3 separate regions of the Homo sapiens genome follow, and regions 1 and 3 are each linked to region 2. A link is an interaction called in ENCODE POLR2A ChIA-PET data of the cell type or tissue named here. Cell type or tissue: Caco-2. All regions are shown on one strand. Region 1 overlaps DST (dystonin). Region 2 overlaps DST (dystonin). Region 3 has its middle 150 kb from the start of COL21A1.

Region 1 (8,000 bases), 270 kb before region 2:
CTCTTGGGGCATGTAATCTTGGATTCCAAAGAACAGCATCATAATGAAACTCTAGTATAATGGATTAGAAAAATTTCCACAGAAGGAATAGACCTGTAAAAACAAATAGCAAAATATTAAGGAGCAACCACAAAAACACCATCTCATTTTTGAATTTTCATTTCCCCTCCTTTGCTATAGCAATTATCCATTAAGAACTGTTTTTCTGAAATTCGGCTGGCTTAAAAGAATGTTTTTCTGAAAAGCGTATCTCAAATTTATATTTCAATTGCTTGTTAAATAGTAGGAAACTAGTTTTATTATTTATACGTGTTTTATTTGTATTGTAAAGGAATAACTGTTGGTAGGTAAAAGAACTGGAATATTTTAAATATTTCTTTGTAGTTTCTTTAGGCAAATTTGTATTTCTTAAGAAATAGCATAAGAATTAAGTATATTAACATCGAATTTTAAAAAGTATTTGCTTCGTAAGTGGACATTTTATTTTATTTTTTTTTTTATTATTATTATACTTTAAGTTTTAGGGTACATGTGCACAATGTGCAGGTTAGTTACATATGTGTACATGTGCCATGCTGGTGTGCTGCACCCATTAACTCGTCATTTAGCATTAGGTATATCTCCTAATGCTATCCCTCCCCCCTCCCCCCACCCCACAACAGTCCCCAGAGTGTGATGTTCCCCTTCCTGTGTCCATGTGTTCTCATTGTTCAATTCCCACCTATGAGTGAGAACATGTGGTGTTTGGTTTTTTGTTCTTGAGATAGTTTACTGAGAATGATGATTTCCAATTTCATCCACGTCCCTACAAAGGACATGAACTCATCCTTTTTTATGGCTGCATAGTATTCCATGGTGTATGTGTGCCACATTTTCTTAATCCAGTCTATCATTGTTGGACATTTGGGTTGGTTCCAAGTCTTTGCTATTGTGAATAGTGCCGCAATAAACATACGTGTGCATGTGTCTTTATAGCAGCATGATTTATAGTCCTTTGGGTATATACCCAGTAATGGGATGGCTGGGTCAAATGGTATTTCTAGTTCTAGATCCCTGCGGAATCACCACACTGACTTCCACAATGGTTGAACAAGTTTACAGTCCCACTAACAGTGTAAAAGTGTTCCTATTTCTCGTTAAGTGGACATTTTAAATTAAATGAGAATATTTGCATCTAGGGTTGTAATATGGTAGTATATTGTGAGGTTTGATATTCAAGACTGTTTTATTCCAGTGTTTTATGGCAGAATTTGAGATTTTCAATAATGTCCCACATTTAAGACATTTGTCTACTTTATTTAGCACACATGTTTCAGAATATTAAAAGCTGTTTTATTGGCAAGTAAATCTTAGTTTAGATCTCTCATTTGAAATATTTCATCCCTTATAAGATTTACCTCAGAATGTTTTCTCCTCCTATAGAATACAGTTTATGTTTCAGGTTTACTCTTTTTAGATGTTTTTCTGAAAAATTTTATTTTAGATTTATTAGTAAATTTTCATCTTAATTAGAATGAGTTATGACCTGATTAAGACATTTCTTTCACTTCTGTCTTTTTTTAGCCAGTAGAAAAACATTTGAGTTTATTTTTAAGGGAGTGATTTCAGTTTCAAACAAACAACAAGAAAAGCCTGATATAAAATTAAGTAAGCTGTTTAAAAAACATGCTATCCATGTTACAGAACTGTGAAGAATTTTTGTCAGATTTATATCAGTTGCCATAGAATATTTTCTTTTTTCTTTTCTTTTCTTTTCTTTTCTTTTCTTTTCTTTTCTTTTTTTTTTTTGAGTCAGAGTCTCTTTCTGTTGCCCAGGCTGGAGTGCAGTGGTGTGATCTCAGTTCACTGCAATCTCCACCTTCTGGGTTCAAGCAGTTCTCATGCCTCAGCCTCCTGAGTAGCTGGGACTACAGGTGTGCTCCACTACGCCTGGCTAATTTTTTTTTTTCGTATTTTTAGTAGAGATGGGGTTTCACCATATTGGCCAGGCTGGTCTCAAACTCCTGGCCTCAAGTGATCTACCTGCCTTGGCCTCCCAAAGTGCTGGGATTACAGGTGTGAACCACTGTGCCTGGCCTGCTTTTGTCTTATCAAGGAACTTATATTTCTAATCACTTTATCTATTAATAAAGAAGTGAGTGCTTTCTCTTGTTTTCAAAGTGGTCTTGACATTGATATATCAGATTGTGGTTGGTGAAAATGAGAAAGACCTTTGGCAGGTCACCTTGTGTTTACCAGGCAAATGGGAAAATAAGGCTGACACAGTTTCATCATCAGCTGGTAGTTAACTTTAAGCTTTGTTTTTTTCTTCTCCATTTTAAATGAAAGATAGTATCCAATTTACAAATGGATTTGCTTCACAGTTTCTTTTTAAATGGGCTTAAATGGATCTCATAATAGCACATTTCCTTAACATGTTCTGTTAGGAAACCAAGGCATAATATTGATGATGCTATAGCATCCTGACGTTTTACTTCATTCCATTCAGAAAATCCAGAGCTGGGTCCATGGCCCATTTCCTTCTGGTAGCAGGGGGAGAGGACCTGGCTTTTCTCTGGATCCCTCCCTGGTGTCAGCTGAGAGACTTTCCTGGCTTACTCCTTTCTCTACTGTCAGGGACCCAGTACTTCCTGCTTCGTCTCTCAGGTTGGGGCTGGGAACATGCTCCCCATCCTACCTTTTTTTTTTTTTTTTTTTTTTTTTTTTGAGACAGGGTCTTGCTCTGTCGCCTAGGCTGGAGTGCAGTGGCACAATCACAGGTCACTGCAGCCTCTACCTTCCAGGCTCAAGTGATCCTCCCACCTCAGCCTCCCAAGTAGCTGGGACTACAGGTGCATGCCACCATGCCTGGCTAAATTTTGTAGTTTTTGTAGAGATGGGGGGTCTCACTATGTTGCCCAGGCTGGTCTTGAACTCCTGGGCTCAAACGATCCTCCTGCCTCTGCCTCCCAAAGTGCTGGGATTTCAAGCAAGAGTCACCATACCCAGCTTCCCATTCTACTTTTTTCTCCCAGGTTTTTTGCTGGTCAGAACTCCTTGAAAACCTGAGGTGTTCCAGCCTGAAAGGAGGCTGTATCTTGTTCTTCTTAATGAAGATGACATGATGTAGCAGGAGGAATAAAACACATTTGGAGTCAGGATACCTGGAGTTACCCTGATACTGCCTTTTTTTTTTTTCCCTGTGAGACCCTGAGCAAATCATTTGCCTTTTAATTTTGGTAGGGGTGGTGGGTGTTTAGTGTATGTGGTGTGTAGTTTGCATTATGTTACATCTGATGTCCCTCACTGCTTTAACATTACATACCACATATTTCAGAAGAGGATTTGCAAATATGATCACATATTTCAGAAGGGGATTTGCAAATTATTAGGTTCTTAAAAGGTAGGAACATAAGATTTTTAACATAGAATTTATGAACTTTTACACATGGTTGAACAAGAAACTCCTTAGAATTCAGATGTTTATACTTGGGTATGTTATGAATAACTGACATAGTCTCAGTGTATTACTATAAAATGCTGCCATTTCTGGAAGGGGTGGTATCATGTTGTGTGTAGATATAATACATATATTTTTAAGAGATGGGAGTCTTGCTCTATCACCCAAGCTGGAATGCAGTGGCACAGTCATAGCTCACTGCAGCTTTGAACTCCTGGGCTCAAGCGATCTTTTCATCTCAGCCTTCCAAGTAGCTGGAACGTGCCACCATGCCTGGCTAATTTTTTATAGAGGTGGGGTCTTGCTATGTTGTCCAAGCTGGTCTCGAACTTCTGGCTTCAAGCAGTCCTTCTGCCTTGGCCTCCCAAAGTGCTGGGATTACAGGTGTGAGCCACTTTACCTGGCCCATAAATATATTATAACTAAAATTTGCTCTTTAACTGTTTACTGAAAGTACGGGTTGTCATCCTTTTATTTTCTATAGGCCAACACGTTTAGTGCTACTAGGAGACAAAAATAATAAAGTAATACTGATAGGTAAAAATGCTATATTTAAAATTCCTAAAAATTTGCATATCAAAATTTAAGTTGTTCATATAATTTCTTAGGGGAAAATGAAGCAGAAAGAAGTTTATTTAAAAGTTATACCCTTGTGATTGAAAATCTGTCTAAAATATATCAGTTTCTTTTCTTGTTCTAGTTCAAGGTGGTAAACATAATTAAGCTTTATTGAGTATCTTGCCACAGAATGAATCATGAATGGTTACGTTTACTATGATTTTATCAATGATCTATGTGGAAGGTGGGAGATTAAATTAAATGTGTGCAGGCATCAGCCAAAAATTTATTAAATATTTTAATGCTTTACATTTTTTCTTTCAGGTAGAACTATGAGAGATAGTATATTGCAGGCTCTAATTTCTTTGGTTTCTAATGTTTGACTATATAAGAATATAATCATCATAAGATGGCAATATTCATTATTAAATTTAATTTATGCTACCACTCAAATGGTTAGGTTGTGAAATAAGATTGTTTAATAGTGTTTGAAAGATTTGTATACCCCTGAGACTCTAGCTAGCACCCTGACTGATGCCCTGACAGAAAAAGATGATTGGAGCATTCAGAAGTTATGCCTCACTCGGGGAGGGGCAGTTGAGATTTGTTCCCTGATACCAGACCCATTCCTTGAATACTTTGTGACTGATGAGATTGACTTTGGAGTGGGAGACAGAGAAAGAATTTGGGGTGCGGTAGTATCTTGGAGGCTTAAGGGAGAGCACCAAGAAGCAGATCACAGGGCAGAAGAGGGATGAGTGCCTTTCAAGAGAAGGTGGGGAGGTTTGAGAGGAGTGAGTCAATAGTGTAGAGTCCTCACACAATCCTGCCTCCCAGCTGTTCCCTTTGCCATCAGATGCTGAGTGATTTGACATTACAGATGACCATGGAGGGCAGTGTGGGTGATGAGGAAGGCTGCACCGCACTGTGGGATTCACATTAGGCAGTCCAATATAAACCAGACTTACACCAGACTCATGCAACAAATTTGCCCACTAGCCATTATTCACAAATTACTGAAGTTATCACTGACTGATAAACACAGAATACCAGCAGGTGGGAGGAAATGTTGTCTAGTTTCTATTATTAGCTTGTGCTCCATCTGCTGATTATAAAAGTTTCACTGGTTCATTTATTTTAACCTCTCAATTGAATCTTACTGCAGGAAAACAAATTGTAGAATACATCTTACTAGTTGTGGGAAATCAAATTTAATTTGAATAGCAAAAAGTAAATAGAATGATATTTTATGCTGAATCTAAGTAGCCACATCCGTAGTCTTCTTTATTAAAGGAATGTTGGGTTAGCTCAATTGTGGATAATTTTATTATTTTCATTTAGGAAACAATTACAACATATTAGATAAATGGTAAATCATTTTTTACCCTTTCTTCTCCATGATTTAAAAAATAAGAATGGAAAACATGAATTTTACATTTTTTTCCCACTGCATTAAGTTTTATTATTACTGTGGTTTGTTTTTATTTCAAACTTTTCATGTTTCATGTCTCTCAACGCTTTTTGTCCTCAAACTTTATTGCTGGAGTATTTAATAGCAAATATAAACGATTCCTATAGACTTTTGTATTTTTGAGAAAAAAGTAGCAGCACGGACAATCTCAGTTGGTTTTTTTTTTTTAAACAAAGTACTGTTTTTCAAAAGAAACTATAACAAACAGTTGTGGACTTTGTTAGGGCTTGGGTAGGTGGGCCAGAAGTCATGGGGTGTTACTTGGATGACGTCATAGCTCAGGGTCTGGTTCTTAGCCCAGGGAGACTCACCCTTTCTAGGTAAACAAACTCCAAGGTGCCTGATGTTTAAACCAGAACTTGTTTATTAACGTATAGTGAAAAGAATTCAACAGCCAAGTGGTTTGGACATTCATGTTGGATAGAAGACTAGTACATTTTTTTCTATCAGAAAATCTGTATGAGAAGCCATAGTATGCCTGGAATTGGAAGTAATAGGAATTATGTTTTGACCAGCAAAAAATTTTTATTGGGATGAAGTCCAGCCTACCAATTTTTTTCTTTTGTGGTTCATGCTTTTGATGACATGTCTAAGAAGTTGTTGCCTAACTCAAGATTATAAAGATATGCAGCTACATTTTTTTCTAGAAGTTTTATAGTTTTGTCCCTTACATTTAGGACTGTGGTCTGTTTTGAATTAACTTTTGTGTATGATGCTAGGTAATATGCTAGTTACGTATGAATGTCTAGTTTTTCCAGCACTATTTGTTGAAAAAACTGTCCTTTCTTCCGTTGAATTAACTTGGCACCTCTGGGAAGAATCTGTTGACCCTATATTGCTAGGTCTGTCTGGACCCTGTTCAGTTCCATTGACCCGTGTGTTTAATTTTATGCCATTACCACACCATCTTGATGATGATAGCTTTAAATGTTGCAATCAGGTAATGTGAGTCCCAGTTTGTCCTTTTACGTAATTGTTTTGGCTAGTCTGTTCCTTTATATTTCCATGTAAATTTTTAAATCAGTTTATCAGTTTCTATAAAAATGTTTGCCATGATTTTGATTGTAATTGTGTTGAGTCTAAAGATCAGTTGGGAGGCTGGATGCAGTGGCTCACACCTGTAATCACAACACTTTGGGAAGCCAAGGTGGGTGGATCGCTTGAGCCCAGGAGTTCAAGACCAATCTGGACAACATGGCAAAACCCTGTCTCTACAAAAAACACACACCTCTAGTCCAGGCTACTTGGGAGGCTGACATGGGGGGACTGCTTGAGCCTGGGAAGCGGAGGTTGCAGTGAGCTGAGATTGTGCCACTGCACTCCAGCCTGGGGGACAGAGCGAGACCCTGTCTCAAAAAAAAGGTCAGTGGGGAGAAATTCACAAGTATCAATATTGAGTCATTTGATCTATGAACGTAGTATATATTTAGATCTCCTTTAATTTCTCTCAGCCATCTTTATAGGTATATAGAGCTATAGGTATATTATATAGACTCATATCTGGGTTCAAATCATGGCTCTGTCACTTATGGAGTGACCTTGGTCAAGTTTCTTAGCTTCTGTGAGCGTCATCTTCCTTGTCTATAAAATAGGGATAATATGTCATTGGTTTTGTCTAAGGGTTAAGTGAATTGATGTATGTTAAAGGCCTAATGTTATGCCTGGCAAAAAGTTTACTGCACAATACAAGTTGTTGTCATTATTATCATCATTGTCATCTTTACCATCAAGTAATGATGGCCTGTTGGATCCACCTCTGCCAAATAGTTATTCTTGCCCAGCAACCAGATGGTTAGTAGCAGCTGCTCAGGGCTCCCTTTATGGTCAGCATGGCTGATGAACACTGCCACACGCTTGCTTTTAGGGCCTCTCTTTTCTCTACTCCACACTACCATTCATTCTCCAGCTGTAGCTGTTTACACATTCTTCCTTTGGATTATGTTAATACCATTGATTAGGCCACAGCTTTCCTTGCATTTAGTCCAGTCTTCCTTTGATTTTCCAATATTGCTTTCTGCTTTTGCTTGGAAGATTTTGCTCTTTTTGTATGTCACTGTCTTAATCTCTCCTACTATGTGTTTATGGGTTTAATTTTCAGAGTTTGGGGCTAGCTCACTATCACCCCATTTTCCACTGGAGTATTTTGTAGATTGGGCAATAACTTAACTAGAATAACATACTTTAAGTGTTTGCACAGAATATATATTTTTAAATTTTGCCTCATTTATGGGAAAGTGGGGGAGAAAATGATATTTTTTATTTAAAACTTTTTAGAAGATGAGATGTGAAAATAATTTGATAGTGACTAAATCAACTGGTTGTTACACTGTTATTCTCAGTCTTATGAATTCAGAAAGTCCACTGTTTTGAAATCAGAACCTTGTCACTTACCCCCATCCTAATGAGGTTTGCATGTCAGCACTGTCAGGGTCCTTCAGGGAAATGCAAAGCAATTTCTTACGGGGAGATTTGGGATATCTGTGTCTATGTGATGTCTACATTTTTGTACAGTCATGATTTAACTTCAGAAAG
Region 2 (8,000 bases):
GTTGTTCTGAAGGCAGTTCCAGCCAGAGATTTTATAATGTAGGATTTTTTGGTAGTTGTTATTTTGTTTTGCTTTTACCTTGATAAACCTATATCACCATTTTAGAGTGATCCAATAAAACAGCCAAACTGCGGTATCTACTGTCATTATTATAGGCCCACCTTTGATCAAAGGAAACCTTCATAATGTATTTTATTAATATGGAAAGTTGCTTAAAGTTGTGTGTGAGAGAGAGACAGAGAAGAATTTGCCTTGTTATGAAATTAGACATTGGTTTCTTGAAAAGAACATTTGAGTGGTAAATGTTTATCTAGGTCTCTAATCATTCATTAATAACAATGTAGGATAAGGAAATGCTACGATTTTAAGTGAAAAGTGTCTGGAGCTGCTCAAGAACTGGATACAACAAGAAAATGTCTGTGCTCACAGATCCTATTCTCACATATCTCCAGTTGTCTTCATTTCAAGCTTTATTTCTTTTGTCAGTATTTTAATATGAAAAGTATTTCCAGATTTTGTTTGTTTTTTTTTTTCTCTGAAGAAAATTGAATAGGGCCATTAACATGTGAGTTGCTTCTGCTTGCTGGATAGCTTTTCTTTAAATGAACTTTTTGACATTTATATATATATATATATATATATATATATATATATATATATATGAAATATGTATATATTTCAATTAATAAGATTTATATATAGAATCATCTTCTGTTACATAGAATTTTTTTTCACTGTCACCAGAAAACCTCATTGAAGATGTGGGAAAGGCATAGTCTTAGTATTGTAGTAACTTACAGGAAGAAGAGCAAGTGCTCATTAAAGATATTAACTAAGGTTCACATCAAGATAAACTCCTGTCAAGATCAGTTGGTGAATCTCTTGTTTCTAAATCGGTTTAGGGCTTTAGGATGAGAATATTCTACTTTCTTCTAAATATAAACTGTATTCCCATGAAATAAATAGTTATTGCATATTCATATGATGCATATTCATATCTTTGGAAACGTTTAGCCATTTATGTGAATAAATTTAATAGTTTGAAAACTAAAAATATAGCATGCCTTCAGTTTTCATTAGCTAATGGCTTATTTGTTTTAGAAAGAACAATTTTTGCTCTTAATGCCTGTTTATGTACTTGCAGCACAAAACGCATATCCCTTGTTTGACTTCTCATCCTGATTTCAAGAGCTATCAGGCCAAGAGTTATTCATTGATAATAGTGCGTTTACTTACATAGACATTTTTCACTTACTGCACATTGAACTTAATACCTCCAATCCTTCAACCCTAAAACCTCCATGTTTCAGCTGATAAAATTGCTCTTTTCTATGAGTAAATAATGTGTAAATAATAATCATAAATGTGAATGATAAAACTTTTCTATGATGTACATTGTTGCACTTAGTGGGAAGACTTTTCAGGGACTTTCCTTTTAAAAGATTTAATTAAACTTTAGGAATATAAAATGAGAAAATATTACTGTTTTGCTTATAATTCAATTAGTAGTTGTGTACTTTTCTGAAATCATCTGCTTTAGTAGATAGTTTAGCTGGATTATATCTAGTAGGCTACAAAAAGTAAGTAAAGCTACATTTTGAAAACAGCATTATGATTTCTGTATTATGAAATAATAGTGTTGGCTATTTTTCAGGAAAACTTTACGTACCTTATTATGTATTTCTCTCATTGTGAAAATGTGAGGGGGCTGGGCACAGTGGGTCATGCCTGTAATCCCAGCACTTTGGGAGACTGAGGCAGGAGGACTGCTTGAGCCCAGGTGTTCAAAACCATCCTGGGCAACAGAGTGAGACCCCATCTCCACAAAAAATTTTTAAAATTAGCCAGGTGTAGTGGTGCGCATCTGTACTTGGGAGGCTGAGACAGGAGGATCACATGAGCCCGAGAGGTCAAGGCTGCAGTGAGCTGTGATCATGCCACTGCATTTCAGCCTGGGTGACAGAGCAAGACCCTGTCTCAGAAAAAAAGAAAATGTGATGGATCTAGATATCATGATTAATATTTAACATGGTTTAATATATCTTGATTTTATTAACATTAGAGGCTATAACATTTATAGTAGCTGTCTAAACCAAATTTTTGGGGAAAAATAAACCAGTCCGGTTCTGCTCTATATATGAGCTCTTACATGTCATCCAGGTAAGACTTTGGAATGTGATTTCAAGTAACAAAGATATATGTAAATTATTGTGACAAATTTTAATAGCACAAATCTTAATGTGAATCAATATAAAAATCAGTTCAATAAAAAAGGAATTTAGTTATTAAATAAGTGGTGTATACTTGAACTCAATTAACTAGGGAATATTTTCCCATAGCACTGTTTACTTCCGAACTGTGTCATGGCCATTTTCTCATTCACATTCCCATTCTAGTGTAAGTGGTGTAAGGACAGTGGTGGCTATGTCTTTACAACATCATTTTTCCAGTGCTTACATGTTGTTTGGCAGACAGTGAGTGCTATTTTTTTGAATCATTTAATTTATGAATGAATTATTTGTGCAGTTTTAAAAATGTACTACCCACCTCAAATGTGAGGTTATATGTTGCTCCTCTTAGCTTTTCATAAGCCTAGAATAATATTGTGCTAATGATTCAGAGTTAGAGTCTAAGGTGAACTGAATTAGAGCCATTCTTTATTATGAAAAGTTCTGTAAGGATCTTAGAGTGTTTAGAGAAAGGCACTCAGAGATCTCAAGGAAACTTTATTATTCATATTGCCATGAATAAGTAGTTTTCTAAGCTTACATATCAAGAGAGCGGCAGCTGGGAGTAAGACTCTTGGCCTCTACTATTTCCCAGTCTAGTGCCCAATCCACTGTTCAAGCGTGGTAAGTATGAGACCATTTTTCTTTCTCTTATCAGTGCCTTATTACAGCCTGTGTGCTTGAACACCACAGAATCAGGTGCTTGTTGAAATATTTCACGTCTTGAACATGAAAAATTGGCATTGATATTGTGATGTGGATGGATATTTTTAAATCTCTTTTTCTTTATAGATAGTCATATATCTAGTCAACTTAATGATGGCCACATACTGAGTTGCATCTAATAATCTAATAATTGTTGAATGGATGAGTTACCGATAGAGTTTTCATTATGAAAAGATTTTTTTAAAAAAGATTCAACTCTTAGATTTATCGAATGAATATTGAGATAACGTTTTCTCATTAAAGGCACAAAAGTTTCCTCCCACATCTTTTCTGTAAAATTAACAAAGAAAGTATAAAGTTGTTTTTACTAGAACTGCCTTCTTCATTTGGAGTTAGCACAGTTTTGTTCATGTTCAAATGATTATTTTATGAGATTGAAGAAAGACCGCTTCATTTGTAACTGACACTCTGACGATGTTTCTTATTTTGTAAAATAGAGAATGTTTAGATTTTATTTAAATAAAACTATTAAATTTCCTACAAAGACTAAGAGTTGGCTTGCTGAATTTATTTTCAAACAGTATTTTTAGAAGGGTGTTCAGTAGATAAAAATCTGTGGAGGTGATTTTGTTTATTAAATATCTGGAGTCAGTGAGTACCACTCTTGGGCCTTGTGTTAACCTCAAGAGTACTGTATGGTTATTAGTAACTACTAATATTCATGTCAGCAGTGCTGAGAGCCCCTCACTGGTAGGAATACTTTACTCTGGAGAACAGTTAGATTTGAACTTGGGCTTCAAAAGGGAACGGCAAAACACTCTCGACTTCAAAGTGATCTGCACTTTGCATCGCAGATACTGCTGAAGCATCAGATTCTTCAGTGTAAAAGTGCGGTTTCAACTGAAGGATAGGGACCTATGTAGCCCCCCTTTTCCCATTTAGTATTCAAATGAGTGCGGTCTCTGGACCTTCACAAAATAATTTCTTCGCGGATCTCCCGGTGCCAGGTTCTGCCTCCGCAAGCCCTACGGATCCCCTCCCATTTTGAAGTAGTCGGCGGGGTTTCCGCGGTGTTTGAACCTGAGCTGTCCCTCTCCCCAGTGGCCGGACTCGGCCTGCTTTGCGCTGATGTCACCACAAGCTGTTACATTGCAGCCTCTCGGCTTCGAGGTACCTCCCACTGAAACCGCTCGCCGACTCCCGGGAAGAAGCGAAAGATGACTGCGAAGTTAAGTCACGGGAGGGCGTAGCACCGAAGTGGTAGAGAGCTGCGGCTCCGGAACGCCCGGCAGGCCCAGAGACGCAGCAGATGGTGCCTGAAGAGAGAGGGCGTTGCTGCAAGCGCCCTGGCTGGAGAGCATGCCTGCCCGGCACCGTGCTGCCCTGAGGAGCCGCGGACAGCCCCGGAGCTCCCTTCCGGAGTTCTTTCTGCTGCCTCCACCGCCACCGTCTCTCTCTAGCCCCAGCTGAAATGAAGGCCATACCGCGGCCACAGAACTTGGTTCAGTTTCAAAGGCTAATGTAGTCCCTGGGTTTTCTGCTCAATGTGAATTACGCTGCCTGTGCCTTAGAGGAAGCCGCGGAGCTCTTCGTTGCTGCAATTGCCTCAGGTGGAATAAGCCTTCCTAAGGAGGACCAGATAAGAATCTTTGGAAATGGCTTTTTTTTTTTTTTTTTTTTTTTTTTTAAAGAAGCTTAGTAGTACACCATGCTTTCTGTTTACTTTAAACGGTTGCTGGATTGTACTGCCCTGGGTGTCTAAAAGTCTGGTGTTTTTTTCTTTCTTCCTTTGAGTAGTTCTGAATAGCATTGAAGAAGCTTAAAACAGGAAGAAAACCTGCCTTTTCAATCAAGTTTATTTATAGCTACTCCCCCCTCCAAAAAAAAAAAGTAAAAGAAAAATGTAACTTTCTCATAACGTTAGACTTAACTTATTTTTCTCTGAAGATTTGTTCTGTGCCTTGATGTGAACAATACCAGGTCCCTGTGTTTGTCTTTTAAATTTCTGGAGCATGGTTTATTTACCAGAATGGTGGAGTTCTGCAAGCCATCTTTAAGTGGATTACAGTTAACCAGAGCTCTGCCGAAATTAACATTCAGGCTGTTAAAATGCTTGCTCATTTGGAAATTTTAATCTGGAAATATCAGACTAAAAAGGGAAATGGACTGACAATGGAATGTTCTGAGTGTTTGAGCCACTGTTAAGTGTGTGTTTGTTTATTTTCTGTGTTTTGGAGTGTGTGAACGGGGACTTTGGGAGCTGGGAAAGGTGGACAAAGGAGATTTTTGTTCTCTGTTATTGATGCACTTTATTGTTTAGAATCATCCTAAAATCAACCAGGTAAAAGGATAGTTGCATTTATACTGATGCACTGCTGATGACCTTAAACACCTCATGTATTATGAAATATATTATTTGAGCATGTGTCTTTATGCTAAAGACACTCCATAGCTCTGTTCAGAAGTATACTTTTTTGGAAGATGCTTTATCTTATTTCTTATCTGTGTCAAGAGCTGCAATATTTGTTTTAACTATCTGCAAAATGGGGAAGCCACTCAGCAGACCAGACTGTTTACGTCAGAATCCCCCATGTGTAGGGAAGGGTGAAGAAGAGGAGGACCTAAATATCGAAGACTGTTACGTCCCACAGCGGTCAATCTATGATACTGTTAGACTAAATGAACAGATAGACTCTGGTTCAAAAGGTAGTCTATCTTCCAGGCATTTTACAGATCGAACTTTACCCTACAGTCACAGAACACTGGATGTTAGTTCTTTATGCTCTAATGGTGCCCTTACTTCTTCCAGTGTATTTGAGCTGAGAGGTCGGGAAGCTAACAAACTAGATGAAAAGATGATCTTTGATGCACTCAAACTAAATAGTGATATCATTCGAACCACAGGATTACCTAAAGCCAAATCTCATGCGGAAAAGAAAGAGCATAGACGGTCATGGCGAATGTTTGTCCCGGCCAATTTTATGGATTATGCAAACAAAAGTGAAAGCTCTTTTGTTGAACCTGCTGATATGTCAGATGCTGTTACCAAGGCCAGCAAGTGCAGATGGGGTACTAATTCTCTCACTTCGGAGGAGGATGACTCTGGTTTATGTAGCCCTCCAGCAGAGAGGGAAGAAAAACAGGGCATTTTAACTGGAGACCAGTCACGAATTAAAAGTTTGTCTTCTACTGAAGATATTCTTGTAACAGACCAATACAGACCATTTTTTTCTGTTAATTCCATTAGCGAACAGAAAATCCCACTGCTTTCATGTCAAAGTGCCCACCCTGATGAAAATTTCAAAATGATTTTACATGATGTTTCTCCACTAGAGGAAGCAAAACATGTAAATGGTCAAAGGGAAATCCACGATGAAAATTGTTGCCTGCAGAATAATTTGAAAGAGAGCCCTGTGAAGTGTGACCCATTAATTATGCCAAGAAATAGAGAAAATGAGCATATTTTTAACCTTGGAGAAGAGGACGAAACATACGGACCTGGAGAATCCCAAATCACAGCACAAAGTAGGGAACTCTTGAAGGATTCCCCTCAAGATTTAGATCTCTCTCACACAGATCTAGGGGAGAGTGATGTAGATTGTGGTAGCACCAGCTTAGTAGAAAATGTGACACTTTTGACACAATATGATTCAGGAGAATGCAACATTGCATCTAAAGAGGAAGTGGAGGCTCCTCTTTCTGCCCAGGAGAGCGAAATGCTCTATAAGAAGTTCTCCCTGAAATTCGTATCAGCAAGAAAGAAAGCAGCACCCAGAAAAACAGGGGCCCAGGCAGGAATATTGGACACAGTCTGCAATGGCTTTCAGTTGGTTCAGGTAATTCATGGAAATATGAAACTCTGCAGTGTCAAAAGTTTGCGGTTCTGCTAAAAGTTTGTGGTTCTGTTTCAGAGTGGTCACTAGTGTTTCTAATAATAATGAAATCCACACTTTTGTTTTGGAGGTTTGACTAGCACCCTGCAAGATGCCACATATTGATAAATGGATAATTATAACAAATTAATAGGGACTGTTTTGGAGAAGAATTGATATTCCCAGCTGTTCAGGGTCCTGTTATTGATTGTGCAGATGGTGGCCATTCCCCTTCATTTAGAAGGCCTCCACTGTGAATATATGTTAATGTTAGGCTTTTACACAAATTGTGGTAAAGACACTGCCATTTAAGAGCCATTATATTGGATTTATTAAGCTTGAACAGGCTTAGTCATGAAGGTACAAACAGTATTATATTGTTATGGCCTGCAAAGTACTCTATCCACATTAAGGACTTTTTTTAATAGGTTGAAAAATTTCTCTCAGGAGCTCTGCATGTGAGAGTAGAGTTATTATGCTGTACTTTGCAGGCATTATAGCTCCCAACTTTTTGTGAGTGGTGAATGAGGTAAGAAAGTAAAGGGTGCAGCCTTGTAATAAGTAGAGATTGCTTGTCAAGCCTGTAATTTTTTTCTTCCCACTCAGATTGAAGTTCAGCTGTTTTGGTACTTTTACTAAACTCTTCTGGTAAACTTGGCCTCAAAGGTAGTTTTATTTTATTTTAAACTTCTCTTCATGCTTGTGTGCTGTGGGTTAGATTAGGGGGAAAGGCTCTCTTCATAGGTATTTTGTTAACATTGAGAGATAAGGAACTTAGACAATATCAGAACCGTTCCTCTTCTCAGTCTGTGAAATAATTGTTCTTGTTAGTTATGCCTTTTTCTTAGACATGCAGTAAATGGCATGCTAATTTAAAAGCTTAGCAAATTAATTTTTTTCTGTAAAGGATATTTCAGTTTATTTGTAGAAAACAATTAAATCTTAGGGGAGTATATACTCTTTAGTAGTTATCTTTTTAAATCCTTAGTATATTTTTGGGGGCACTTTAGAAAACTATCAGATTTACCTAGATCTACTCCAATATAAACCCCTGAAATTAATTTAAAACCAAGACCAGAGGTTAAGGCAATTTAATAGAACATTATTGTTATCCTTTTGTCCTGAAAACTATATAAGAGGGAAAATAAAACGTTTCCTTGAATGTTTATTTACAAGTTCCTGGAATTTAAAAGGTAGCAGTTTTTGTACACCCCCACCCTCCGCCCCCACTTTT
Region 3 (8,000 bases), 140 kb after region 2:
AAATAGCAATATCTTGTAGGCTATTTGTGCTGCGATTATATGGAGAGGTTGGTTGGTAATGACGTTTGCTTTCTATTTCCACATCAAATAAGGCAGTCAAACATGTTGAGGAAGCTGCTCTTAGTAGAAAATAGTTAAAATTTTCATCCCCAGGGAAATATGTCATGGACACGATAGGCCTGGATTTGGTTGAAAAACCTCAGGCAGTTCTTGCAGTAATCTGTGAAAGTGTGTTGCATGTTATTACTGTGTCAGGATGAAGGCAAAAAGCAGACAAACAAGAGTATAAAATTTATCTTTGCTTTCAGAACCCTGGAATATGTCCATTTTAATAATATTTGAGGCAACGCTGAGCTAGTTTCCCAGCCCAGATATAAATAGCTTGCTCTTCAGTTTGAGTACAAGCTGCAAAAGTTCTTCAGGCATCCATTGACTAGCTGTACACACCATCTTGCCATGGCAGCAATGGTTCCCTCCCACTGCTTCATTTCCTTATATTGTAAAAATGTCAACTGTAGTGAGACACCAAATGCTGTGAGGAATGACAGCATTCACTTTTACTTATTTTGTGATTATTCTGTGCCAGATACTAAGTGCCTTGTGTATATTAAATCCTTAATCTTCATAATAGTAAGATAGAAACCATCATTATCACCACTTTACAGATGAGAAAAGGAAAACAAAGAGAGTACACTGACCAACATCACCCAACTAGTTGTGACTGAGCCAGGATTACAAAGATAGAAATAACAAAGATGCTATAATATGTCAAGCATTTATTATGTGGCAGGATCTGGGCTAAACACTTTATGTGTATTTTTTAAAAATCCAAAACTTGGAAATAACATGAAATGATGACTGCATGTCTTTTCATGATGAAGCATTGTCTAGCAGGTCCATCCAAGGTTTATCTAATTTTCCAGGACTGTGTTTTTGACTTTCTATTTACTATTGATTCAGACCCAGATTGTATGACATTAGATGGTAACTTGTAGGAGATTAATGTATTTAAAATAATTTTTGGGTGATAGACATCCAAATAATTGTTATAGAAAAGGTAATTACACATGTTAAGTTTTATTACTCTACAGGATATTTGGCACCTTTGTAAATAATTTGGCATTCTTATTCCAGCACTTTCTTTCATTTACTATGGGTGTCGGTCTCTCCCATACTACCTTGAATTGCCATTGCTATCCAGCTGATTTCCTCATTAATAAGTTAAATAACTCTTTGTTGCATGTTCACTATAGGTTTGGATAATCATCACATCTTTTAAATAAATCTCAGGTGATTCTTATATGCAATAACTACTCTGGTTAAAATTCCAGAGACCCGTGTTCTAGTCCTTCAATTTCTGGACAAATTACTACTCAATTCTGGGTTTACATTTTCACATGGTGAAACTCTGTCTCTACTAAAACACAAAAAATTAGCTGGGTGCGGCGGCATGCGTCTGTAGTCCCAGCTATTTGGGAGGCTGAGGCAGGAGAATTGATTGAACCCGGGAGGCGGAGGTTGCAGTGAGCCGAGATCGCGCCACTGCACTCCAGCCTGGGCGACAGAGGAAGACTCCGTCTCTTAAAAAAAAAAAAAGTTTCTCATTTGCAGCAGCGCTCCTCTTACAGGGACACCAAACACCAACACTCATTTATTTAAAACAGGAGTGATGATAGTTGCCTTGCAGAGAATAGAGGATTGTAGCAAGAATCTGCTATCTGATAATAATGACCAATCTGCCATGAAAGTTGGCAGAGACAAGGTCTAGAAATTCCCCAAGAGGGAGTAATTGGGGGTAAGGCTTGCATCATCTCTGGAAGGCAGAATGGAATTGGTGGGTTTAGAAAAAGGAATTACCCAGAAGAAATGCCAAGAGGTACTTCTATGGGAATCCACTAGAAGGATTCAAATGGGTACTTTTTCTGGCAGAAGAAAGAATCAGCAGACTTAAAGATAGTTCAATAGAGATCACACAATTTGAAGAATAGAAAATAATGAAGAAAAATGAAGGGCCTCAGAGAAATGTGGAGCAGCCTTAAGTGCACCAAAATGTGTGTAATGGGAGTGCCGGAAGGAGAAGAGAGAGGAGGCAAAAAAAATGCAGGCAGTCCCCAGTATACTATGGTTTAACTTAACAACTTTTTGATTTTACAATGTAGAGAAAGCAATACACATTCAGTAGAAATTGTACTTTGAATTTTAAAATTCTTCATAATAACTTCATTATAATATAAGCTTTGTGTTAGATGATTTTGCCCAACTGTAGGCTAATGTAAATGTTCCAAGCATGTTTAAGGTAGATGACGCTAAGCTATGATGTTCAGTAGGTTAGGTGTATTAAGTGCATTTTCAACCTAGATTTTCAACTTACAATGGGTTTATCAGGATGAAACCCAATTGTAAGTTTAGGAGCATCTGTATTCAAAGTGTAAGTTTAGGAGCATCTGTATTCAAAGAAGTAATGGCTGGAAACTTTCCAAATCTAATGAAAAAACATTAAACTACCCTTTAAGAAGCTCAATGAACCCCAAGAAGGATAAACACAAAGAGATTCACATTCTGACACATCATAGTGAAACAAAGAGAAAGAGATAATATTAAAAGTAGCAAAAGAAAAATGACTTATCACATACAAGTGATAAGATTAACAGCTGACTTTTTGTCAGAAACAGTGAATTTCAGAAGAGAAGGGGGTAACATATTCAATCTGCTGAAGCAAAAAAAAAACCAAAACTATCTTTTAAAAATGAAACAAATCCCCAGATTAACAGAAACAGAGAAAATTTATTTATAGCAGAAATACTTCCAAGACCTACAAGGAAGTTTTTGAGGCTGAAAGAAGATTAAATTGGAGAGTAATTTGAATTCACATGAAAAACTCAAGGACTGGTAAATGTAATTATATAGGTAGCTATAAAAAAGTATAATTACATATTTCTTCTTTTTTTCTCTAACTGATTTAAAAGTTGCAATATAATTTCATAAGATCTATGAAATTATATTGTTGGTCCTATAACATATAGAGGCATAATATATTTGACAATATATTTGACACAAGGAGAGAAAGAAACTATACTGGAGTAAGAAAATGGCATTATGGTAACTCAAATCCAGAGAAAGAAAAGAAGAGGACAGTAATAATCTAAAGTAGAATCTAATAAATTAAGGTATATATTGTAATTCCTCTAGTGAATGCTAATAAAATAACTCAAAAATATAATCTAAAAGTCATTAAAGAAATTAAAATAATACACCAGAAAAATTACCCACTTAATACAAAAAGAACACAGTAAATAAAAAATAGAGAAACAAAAAAGACATGAGACAAACTAAAAAGTAAAATGGGATGCAAATCCAACTATATCAATAATAATATTAAATGTGAAGGAATGAAACAATCCAATCAAAAGGTAGAGATTGTCATAATGACAAAAAAACAAGATCCAACTCTTTGCTGTCTGTAAGAAACACTTTAGATTCCAATCTAAAAATAGGTTGAAAATTAAAGGATGGTGTATAGTTTGTTTTTTTTCCCCAGCACTGCATATGTATCATTTCCCCACATCAATTCTCCAACTCTCTGACGCCAACTGGGTGCCCCAAAATTCGATCCTATTCTGATACTATCTACCTGGAGTTAGTGTCAGATCCCACAAGTTAAAGGACTTAGTCCCGGAAGATCACTTTCAGTTTAGATGCCAGCTGCGAGTGGGATTCTCAGGTCACTGAAACTCCTTCCCAGTTGACAAGTTTGGGGCTTCCCACCGTCTCTCAGGTTCAATTATTTGCTAGAACAGCCTTCAGGACTCAGAAAAGCACTCTACTTACTATTACTGGCTTTGTGTCCGAATAAGATGACTCATGGTAGTGGGCAGGAGTGGGCTGCCCAGGTACTTCAGGATGATATCCCTGCACAGGAGCCACTGCCCTCATGGAGTCAGGGTGCATCACCCTTCTAGCATGCAGATGTATTCAAACTTGGAAGCTCTCTGAACTTCATCATCTAGGGGTTTTGTTTTTTTTTTCTTTTTTGGAGGTTTCATTCATAGTCATGATTGATGAAATCATTGGCCATTGGTGATTGAATTCAGTCTCTAGTCCCTCTGTCTTCCCTGGAGTGAGACATTGCTCCCCACAAAAGGGCATTAGCTGCGGGGGTCTGCCTTCAGACCCTGACCCAACGACAGATGAATAAAACGTACACTGACACACAGATATTCTGTTTTGCCAGTCCTGCTGAGTGTCCGACCGCCTGCACACCAAGAGAGGTTTGTCACTGCGGCCGGCCCTGAGCAGCTTGCACTCCAGGCATTTATTTAGTATAGAATTAACAACAGAAGCTCTGAGTCAACACTCTTGTGAATAATTAACATGGTTAAGAGAGTAGTTTTATGAATGATTAAAGTTCAGGTACCGCAGTCTAAAGTAAATACCATTAGGGGGCAATATCCCTGGTCGACCTCCCCCACCCCCCACCCCGAGAGGGCTATCTGGCTCAAAGGTTAGTTAATGGAGGTAGAGTAAACAAAATTAACTGGGGAAGACTCTGTTATCTCTAGTATTTACCCTATGACATAATGCTCTAAGGTAAGAACCAGCTGCCTTCAGCCTGTTCAGTTATTACAAGCTATGTAACCTTTCGGCCTTCCAAAAAGGTTTGTGACTATTCCCTATAACTTTCCCTAATATTTCCCTTTAATATTTCTGCCAGCATCCTGAGTGAATCCCAGCACTGGAGGTCAGGGGGTGGGGCTGCAAGTTGCAACCCTCTAATTACATGATTGGTTTATCTGGTGACCAGCCCCTAACCTGAATATCTACGCAGCCCACTGCTGCCCACTACCATGAGTCATCTTATCCAGATGCAAAGCCAGTAAATTCCAAAGGTTTTAGGAGATTTGTGCCAAGAGTAGAGGATCAAAGATCAAGTATTTATTTTTTATTATACTACAGATAAATACACACACACACACACACACACACCATGCAAACATAAAAGCTGAAGTATCATAAGAGAGCTCAAGTATCATAAGAGAGCTCAAGTATCTATACAAAGATGAAATGAAATAGACTTTAAGCAAAAAATGTTGCTAGAGACAGAGAGGAACATTTTACAATTCCCTAATATCCTGGAAAGAGGAATTGGTGAGTGGAAAGAAGGGGAGAATCTGAAGCTACAATGTTTGCTTGCTCCTTTATGATTGGGTTTAGGAACTGGGGAAGACATCAACAGGACGAGGCCCATTAGAGTAAAAAATGTCCTAGGAATATGAGCTAGGAGAAACAAAGTCAGGGGGAAGAAGACATAACTTGGAATCCCTTTCCCCACAAACCTCACAGATCAACATTTAATTGGCCTTTACTATGACCTTCCTGTGAGCCCTCAGTAACAATAATCTCATGATCAGGTTGGGTTCTAGAAAAATGTACATTTTATATCTTGTTAAGAACAAGATTGAGAGGACAGAAATTATTTGGTAGGATGGTAATTCCACTTAATGGTTAAATGGAATGTGTGCCTCAAAGAAGATTAAGCTAAGAAAAAGAAATGATGAACAGTTATGAATGAAGGGGAAAAAAGCCCTCAAGAAAATGAAAGGTGTTTTAGCTATGAAAGGCAAAATGTTTCAATTATTTTGCTATTTTAATGACAATGATAATAAAACCAAAGGATTCCTCAATCTTTCAAAAAACAAAGTAGTTTTATAATCACGTCAACATAGCACTGTCAAATTGCATTTATTTAGGATCAACACACATAATAAAATTATCACTTTTAATTTTAAAAAGTAGGTGCTTATTGGGATCATATCATTTACTTCATTCTCTGAATTAGATTCATTCTTTTTTTTTTTTTTTTTTTTTTTTTTTTTTGTGAGATGGGGTCTTACCCTGTCACCCAGGTTGGGGTGCAGGGGCGTGATTTCTACTGTGAATCCATGTGGCCCTGGGCTTTATTTTTGTTGGCAATTTTTTTTTATTGATTCAATCTCACTGATTGTTATTAGTCTGTTCAAGATTTCTGTTTCTTCCTGATTTAATCTAGAAGAGTTTTATTTTTTCAGGAATTTATCCATTTCCTCTAGATTTTCTAGTTTGTGTTTATAGAGGTGTTCATACTAGTCATGAATGATCTCTTGTATTTCTATGGTTTTGGTTATAATGTCTCCATTTTTATTTCTAATTGAGCTTATTTAAATCCTCTCTCTTTTTTTCTTGGTTAATCTAGCTAATGCTCTATCAATTTTGTTTATCTTTTCAAAGAATCAATTTTTTGTTTCATTGATCTTTTGAATTTTTTTGTTTTAACTTCATTCAGTTCTTCTCTGATCTTTGTTGTTTCTTTTCTTCTGCTAGCTTTGGGTTTTGTTTGTTCTTGTTTCTCTAGTTCCTTAAGGTGTGATGTTAGGTTGTCAATTTGTGATTTTTCAGGCTTTTTGATGTAGGCATTTAGCACTATAAACTTTCCTCTTAGCACTGCTTTTGCTGTATCCCAGGGTTATTGATAATTTGTGTTGCTATTATCACTTATTTCAAATAATTTTTAAATTTTCATCTTCATTTTATTGTTAAGCCCCAAATCATTTGGAAGCAGATTGTTTGATGTCCATATATTTGTATAGTTTTAAAGGTTCCTTTTAAAGATGATTTATGGTTTTATTCACTGTGGCCTGAGAAGATACCTGATGTGATTTTGAGTTTTAAAAAATTATTAAACTTGTTTTGTGGCCTATCATATGGTCTATCTTGAGAAATGTTACACATGCTGATGAGAAAAATGTATATTCTGCAGGTCTTGGGTAGAATTGTAAATATCTGTTAGGTTCATTTGTTCTAGAATATAGTTTAAGTCTATTATTTCTTTGTTGGCTTTTTGACTTGATGATCTGTCTAGAGTTGTCAGTGGAGTGTTGAAGTCCCCTAGTATTATTGTGTTGCTTTTTATCTCATTTCTTAAGTCTAGTAGTAATTGTTTTATGAATCTGGCAGCTTTAGAGTTAGGTGTGCATATATTTAAGGTTGTAATATCTTCTTTTTGGATTGATCCTTCTATTATATACAATGACTTTGTCTATTTTTTTTACTGTTTTTTTTTAAAGTCTGTTTTATCTGACATAAGAATAGCTACTACTGCTTGCTTTTGGCTTCTATTTGCATGGGATATCTTTCTCCATCCCTTTACCTTGAGTTTATATGAATCATTACATGTTAGGTGAGTCTCTTAAAAACAATAGATATTTGGTTTATGATTTTTATCCATTCTGCCAATCTGTATCTTTTAAGTAGGCCATTTATGCAATATTAATATTGAGATGTGAGGTACTACTCCAGTCATCATGTGGATTGTTACCTAGATACTTTCTTTTCTTCACTGTGTTTTTGTTATATAGGCCCTGTGGGTTTTATGGCTTCAAGAGGTTCTATTCTGGTACATATGGACCTTTTATTTCAGGATTTATAACTCTTTTTAGCATTTCTTGTAGGACTTGTCTGGTAGTGACAATTCTCTCAGCATTTGTTTGTCTGAAAAAGACTTTATTTCCCCTTGATTTATGAAACTTAGTTTTGTAAAATAATTCTTAGCCAACAGTTGTTCTGTTTAAGGAGGTTGAAAATACGACCTCAATCCCTTTTGGCATGTAAAGTTTCTGCTGAGAAGTCTGCTGTTAATCTTATGGGTTAGTGGATGCTTTAGTCTCACTGCTCTTGGAATTCTTTTCTACATTAACTTTAGATAGCCTCATGGCTATATACCTTGGCGATGTCCTTTTTGCAATGAAGCTCCCAGATGTTCTTTGAGCTTCTTCTATTTGGATATCTAATTCTCTAGCAAGGCCAAGGAAGTTTTCTAGTTTTCCAAACTTTTTGCTTTCTTTTCTCCCTCAGGATCACCAACTATTCTTAGGTTTGGTCGTTTTACATAATCCATATTTCTTGAACACTTTTTTATGTTGGTTTATGTTGGTTTTCACCTTTCACTTGTATCTCCTTGAGTAGCT

Evidence for each region. ChIA-PET counts read pairs that join two places held together with the same protein. Peaks named below come from ENCODE experiments on the same cell type or tissue, not always from the same donor. Only the 100,000 strongest peaks of a DNase experiment are listed, where the experiment ranks them.
Region 1: POLR2A ChIA-PET joins it to region 2 with 11 read pairs; 2 of 35 experiments call an interaction of 5 or more read pairs at or near these places.
Region 3: POLR2A ChIA-PET joins it to region 2 with 10 read pairs; 4 of 35 experiments call an interaction of 5 or more read pairs at or near these places.

The regions. Positions count from the first base shown.
Region 1 is chr6:56,805,890-56,813,889 of GRCh38, reverse strand. The region is part of intron 4 of DST (dystonin); the gene reads left to right. Among named protein-coding and RNA genes, the nearest start is that of DST-AS1, 34 kb to the left of the region's middle. In Caco-2, no CTCF peak of the experiment used is centred here; a DNase peak (open chromatin) is centred at 4,749.
Region 2 is chr6:56,539,010-56,547,009 of GRCh38, reverse strand. All of the region lies in intron 61 of DST (dystonin), which reads left to right. Among named protein-coding and RNA genes, the nearest start is that of COL21A1, 300 kb to the right of the region's middle. RefSeq lists enhancers at 3,930-4,349, 4,054-4,819. In Caco-2, no CTCF peak of the experiment used is centred here; a DNase peak (open chromatin) is centred at 4,139; H3K4me3 peaks cover 1,810 bases.
Region 3 is chr6:56,396,291-56,404,290 of GRCh38, reverse strand. No RefSeq gene overlaps it. Among named protein-coding and RNA genes, the nearest start is that of COL21A1, 150 kb to the right of the region's middle. In Caco-2, no CTCF peak of the experiment used is centred here; DNase peaks (open chromatin) are centred at 4,300 and 4,790.